2 separate regions of the Mus musculus genome follow, and region 1 is linked to region 2. Evidence: chromatin loops called from intact Hi-C (ENCODE). Cell type or tissue: heart. All regions are shown on one strand. Links, peaks and the distances in the headings refer to the core of each region. The heading gives the core; the rest is flanking DNA.

Region 1 (2,905 bases), core at 183-2,682, 62 kb after region 2:
ATGCTCCAGGTCTGTGTCCAAGCCTCTACCCCTTCCCTGCCCTATTTGAGCACTAAGGGCTCTGCACAGTGAGTGGGGGAGGGGACAGGTGGATCCATACTTTTCATACTGGGAATACTGTCCAGTGTCTGGAAGAAATAAATGGGACTTCTACACTGACTTTTTGAGTGTTCTTGCTTCTCTCATAAACATACTGGGGCACATCTTGTTCCTTTTGAGTCTGGGAGGAACATGTCACTGGCCCTGCCCACAGGGGTTTAGAGCCCCTTAGGAAGAAATGTCAACGGAACCAGTAAGAACCAATATACACCTGTCTGTACACCTGTCTGAAGACCTCAGGAACTCGGAGAGGAGCAAGAAGTGGGGTCAGGGTGAAATGGAGACTTTCTTCCTAATAGACTAGAGACAGATAAATTCAGAATTTCAAATGTGTGTGTCTCAGAAACCATGTATAAGGTGCCTGACTCCTCACCCTGAGCAGAGAATCCTGGGGGCAAACCCAGAGCCGGGATATCCTAGCACTCTGTGTTTTCTCAGCTCTACCCTTCTAAGTCAGGCCCAATGTCCTACATGGCAAAGCCAAATCCCCCAGCAGAGGTCCCAAACAAGCTAACTACAGCCCTATACCTAAGGCTACCGGCAAACACCTTTTATTTTATATTTTGGATGGTAGGCAGGCCCTCAGAGAGCGGGGAGCAGGTAGTTAGTTAGGCAGGGCGGCCTGCAATGCACTTTGGACTAACAGGATCTGGCTGCATAATTAATCCAAGGAGAAAAGACATCCCCTCTGAGAAACAAAGACTCCCAGGACTTCTGACGCCAGGTACGCTGCTCAGGAGAGCCTACGAACTGCCTGATCATCAAGTCATACGGTCAGCAGTCACCTCATCCACACTGGGACAGCCTGGGTTCATTCCCCTCCCGGGCTTGTGCTCTGCGCAGAGCCTCACCGTGCCAGAGATGAGTGTGAAAGAGCTCAGAGGATTAAGGACTTCATTTGGCTTTTTTTTTTCTTTTTTGCACCTTGTCAAACATCCCAGCCCACAGCCAGGAAGACCCCCCCCCCACCTCACCCCCGCCTCACACCCTCATAACTCCTCGAGCTGGTTGGAAAGAACAGAAAGGCAGACAGGTGTCCATCTCGTGCGCCAAGAGAGCGAGCAGGAGAAAGGGCTGCAAGCTGTGTTTATGGGGCGGCAGGAGAATAAGAGTAAACTTCAACCAGGCACCAAGATAAAAATAACAGCAGTACAGGAGGTCCTGCCAAAAGGAGGCTGTGCTCCCGAGTTCTAATCGCTTGGGAGCCTGGGCTTGAGACCTAGTCTGAGGACACGGTGGTGCCCGAGGGGAGCTGGCACCCTCCTGGCTGATTCTTTCTCTGCCTCTGATCAGGCTCCTTGGCTCCTGCTAAGAGGTTCAGCTGGGACACAGGACTCCTGCACACTGCAGCCAGCCTTGTAAACAGTTCCCAGACCAGCTCGAAAGGACCACAGAGCACCATCTGGGAACGGTCCAAGCTGGGAGTCAGCCCCAGCTGTGGGACCTTGAGTCAGTCACCTTGCCCTGGGAGCCTCCTTGGGCAGCCCTTTCTCAGGATGAGTGGGTGTGGGGCCCCTCAACCCTGGCTCCCTGTGCTTCCAAGGAGATTGTTTACAAGGGAGCCAGGGTGTGCGGTTCCTCCCAGGAATCTCCAGCTGCAGTGGTCGGAACATCCCCACCCTGGCCTGGGGACCAGACCAGGCAGAGCAACAGCAACAGCCAATGCCAAGCACAGCTTGGGCCCACGGTGGAAAACTGAGCCTAAGATTGTCCCAGGTGACAACCCCATGTTGTCAATATAGTGGAGGCTCCTTGCTCTGCAGCTTGTGTCCCAGAGTCCTTGGGAGCCCACTTGTAACTAACCAAAACCGGATTTCCACCCATGAGTCTGTCCAGCATCCACTTTGAATCAGAAAGACCCTACAGATATCCCAGTTCGATTAGTGCTCTCTCCTCCTCCTCCTCTTCCTCCTCCTCCTCCTCCTCCTCCTCTTCCTCCTTCTTCTCTCTCTCTCTCTCTCTCTCTCTCTCTCTCCCCCCTCCCCAACTTGCATTTTTATTTTTAAAAGTAATGCTTCACTGGGCATGGTGATGCACTCCTTTAATCCTAGCAGAGGCAGGAGGATTTCTGAGTCCCAGATCAGCCTAGTCTACAGAGTGAGTTCCAGGACAGCCAGGGCTACACAGAGAAACCCTGTCTCGAAACAAACAAACAAACAAACAAAAAAAAAAGTAATGCTTCAACACGTATCAAAAAACATTCATTCCATAAGTAACTCAGTTTGGGAAGCCCAAAGCTGACAGACCTGAGTCTTCGTCCCACTAACTTGTTTTAATTAGATTTTTATTATCTGGGGGAGGAAATATGGAGAGTGTAAAAGGGTTAGGGACACACTCACATGGGAGGTGCAAGTGTAGAAATCAGAGGACAACCTACAGGAGTCCCTCTCTCCCTTCATCACAGGGGTGGCATGTGGGGAGGGGCACTAGACTTGAACTCAGGTCGTCGGGCTTGGTAGCAATCACCTTCACCTACTGAGCCATCTTGTCACCCATACTAGACAGCCCTATGTCATGAGCTCACTTGCTGGGGTTCCCAACAACCCCAGCTGACATTCCTCCCATGAATCTTTCAGAACAGCTATAAAATTTTATTTTAAAATGTTTTCTATGTTAGGTTTAAAATGTTAAGATATTTTTAAATGTTCCTTGTGACAAGAGATGAGGTATAGACAAGCCCAAGATGGCTTGTGGATACCATCTCCCCTAATTGGTGCTGGGGTGGATGGGAAAGATGTAGCAGAGGTTTCCTTGGGAGCCTCTCTGCCTCCGGGACACGTAGGGAACCAAACCATGAGCTCAACCC
Region 2 (2,905 bases), core at 258-2,757:
AGAATGTAGATCCTACACTACCTGTCTTAGCCTCCCAGCAGCTCTGAGGCTGGAAGGGCCTGTAGACTTTCTCCTGTAAGGAAAAACCCTATACCCCTGGCTTCATCGGTACCAGGTGTGTCCACCAAGGAAGGCATGCCATTAGCTCCACAATTTTGGCCCTAGAAAGGAACACCAGAAAGTCATCTGCAGAGCATCCCCAGCGGCTGGCTTGTGGGTCCTTCTTAGAAGGAGGCTTGAGTTGAGGACCTAGCCCAACATGACGTTTAGAAAGTACATGCCATCTTCATAGGTGCAGCATCCATCACTGATCAGATGCGTTCTGGGCACCCTAAATCCTAATCATTTACCAAGGACACTTGCACACGCCCATAATAAAGGTTACCCAGAGGAGAGGCATTTTCCATCCATTTCCATGAGTGGAGGAGAAATTGCAGGGGAAGCAGATACGATATTGCTGGTGGAAGAGCTTGGGAGGGGTCCTAAGTATGTAATCTACCAATTCTAACACATTCCTCGCATGTCACTGGGCCAGGCTCTGTCTGTCTGCACTGACTTTGTCACCACCCATGGGGTGTGGATGCTGGGAGGTGACCCCCACTGGGGCTTCAGGTGTGGATGCTGAGCCGACCCTGGGTAGAGATGGTCAGAGATGAATATGGGAGACAATACCAGGTCACAGTGGGAAGGAGATAAAGCATTCTTGTGGCTCGTGTGCATCTTGATGACTCTACACTACATCTTGCTTCCCTGCAAATCAAGAGCTGGATCGCTGTACTGCACAGATGGAAAGTTCCTCCTTCTCACTGGCTAGAGTCTGTTCCTTCTGCTTCCTGGACTTGATACAAGGCTCATCTGTGGGATAACCCCAAAGGAGGCAGGGCTGAGTATCCTAGCATATACCTTGCAGACATGGGGACTCAGAGGAAATTCCCATGTTCCCCCATGCAGAATCTCTCCATGAGCAAGCACAGGCTGAAGGAAAGAGGAAAAAGGACAGATGGTTCTGAACTTCAGAGTGAAACCTGCCACAGATGGCAAGGTCCCACCTGCCCTGGGAAGTCATATCAGAGAATGAGGCTTCAGGTACACGGAAGAAGAGTGCATTTATACACCATAGTGACTGTATTGAGGATGTTAAAAAAAAAAAAAGAGCTTTAGTCCTATGACCAACAAGAATATGTAGCCAGTACTCAGAGAGCAGGGCCAGACTCTCAGCCATCCCTTACACTGAGAGCTCCCGGCCCCTCCCTCCCCAGCCCGCAGCTGTAGATTCACAGAGCCACCCACTGAGCTCAGATCAGCTCCTGGAGAAGTCTATTTGGTACCAGCCAACTCTTCCAGCCCCACATCCCTGAGGGAGAAGCAGGTGCTGACTGCCCTGCCTAATCTAAGTTCAGATGGAGTGTGCAGAACAGAATGTCAGCCTTTTGCCTGTGTGGAGGCCCCAGGGCACGTGGATCTGGCCTCCATCAACAGGCACAGAAAATCTGCCTCTGGCGCTCTCGGGACACCACCCTGTTCCTGCCAAAAACATTACCAGGGCTGCTGAGGTCCACAGGAGACAGACTGCCCAGGCAGACTGTGTCTCCCAGCTTTCTTGGGCTCTGTCCAGCTGCCAAGAGAGACACGGTGCCCAAAGGAGAACGAAACATGTTGCCCAAAGTTCTGCACTATGCAATGGCACTGAAAGACTGTCAAGCTGAAACTAAAATAAGATAAAACATGTAGCTTTTCTTTTCAAAAGCAAGCTACTAGAAACACTGAAGGCTGTGGGGTTTTGTTTTGTTTGTTTGTTTTGTTTGTTTGTTTTGTTTTGTTTTGTTTTTTTGCAATCCCACGGGCAACAGGCACTCAGGCCCTTCACTTTCCCCACCAACAATGCCAGGAAATCAACTTGCCCAGCCTGAAGACTGGCGCTGCTTTCCTTTACAAATTAAGAGCTGATGCTCTTCTGAGAGGCAGCCCTGTTCCCCATCAGCTTCCTGGTGTACACTGCTGGTTTTCCCTGCAGTGGCCTACTGGTCTGCCAATGTCCCTGGCTTCATTTTAACTTCTTGTGAGAATGTGCCAAGGCACCTGCAAGCCTTTTGGGAAAAAAAAGGGGGGGGGTGTAAAAAAAGAAAAAAGAAAAAAAAAGTAAGGAGAAGCTGACAAATAAGCAGGCAGAGTTTAGCATTTGCATCTGGCAATCTAAGAGGCCAGTCTGGGAGCTAGAACTGTCTGCACAAGGACTGACAAACAGGCTGACCGCGTCCATAGGGCCAGACAGAGAGGCATGAAGCATCTTTGAAGAGGATGAATGATAGCTTAGAGTATCAGGTGTGTTAGATACGAGTCCCAGTAGAAGAAGTCACCCCCAAACCTACGCATCTTCAAACCAACCTCACTCAAGTTCGTGTTTTCAGGAGGCTTGGCTGTGGTCCGGGGCTCTGTGCAGTGTGATCAGTAGCAGCTGGAACTTTGGGGAATTAGGAAGGTATCACCTCGTTCAGCCTCAGTCCCAGAGTGCTGTCCTTTCCCCCTCTGGCTACTTTTCAATCCCACCACAGGCTAGCTTGTGTGTCCTCAACAAGATGGCAGCCAGTGGCCACAGGACACATTGTGTGTCAGCTCGGAAGTCGGGCAACATACCTGCCAGCTACCAATGAAGATCCTGCAGGAGGCAGGAGCCTTCCCTTCTATGAGATACCATGTACCTATGAGGACTGAAAGTGGCCCGGTGTTCTGGGGGAAAGGAGACAGCCTTCCCAACTCAGAGGGGTGGAGGGCAAAGATCATGGAAGGTGGAGGCTTTAAAACTGCTATCCCAAGTCAGCACGCTCCAGCCATTGCTGGAAGAGAAAGATGCACATGGTGGACTAAGCTCATCTGCTGTGGTCCAGGGCAGCAGAGCATGCCTGCA

Evidence for each region. A loop is a pair of places that touch in the nucleus more often than their neighbours do. Peaks named below come from ENCODE experiments on the same cell type or tissue, not always from the same donor. Only the 100,000 strongest peaks of a DNase experiment are listed, where the experiment ranks them.
Region 1: a loop joins it to region 2, with 3 times the contacts of the local background. A loop is called at or near these places in 3 of 42 quality-filtered maps.

The regions. Positions count from the first base shown.
Region 1 is chr13:51,867,241-51,870,145 of GRCm38, reverse strand. No RefSeq gene overlaps it. Among named protein-coding and RNA genes, the nearest start is that of Gadd45g, 22 kb to the right of the region's middle. In heart, for the core only: no CTCF peak of the experiment used is centred there; DNase peaks (open chromatin) are centred at 915 and 1,355; H3K27ac peaks cover 652 bases.
Region 2 is chr13:51,929,031-51,931,935 of GRCm38, reverse strand. No RefSeq gene overlaps it. Among named protein-coding and RNA genes, the nearest start is that of Gadd45g, 84 kb to the right of the region's middle. In heart, for the core only: no CTCF peak of the experiment used is centred there; a DNase peak (open chromatin) is centred at 1,465; H3K27me3 peaks cover 240 bases.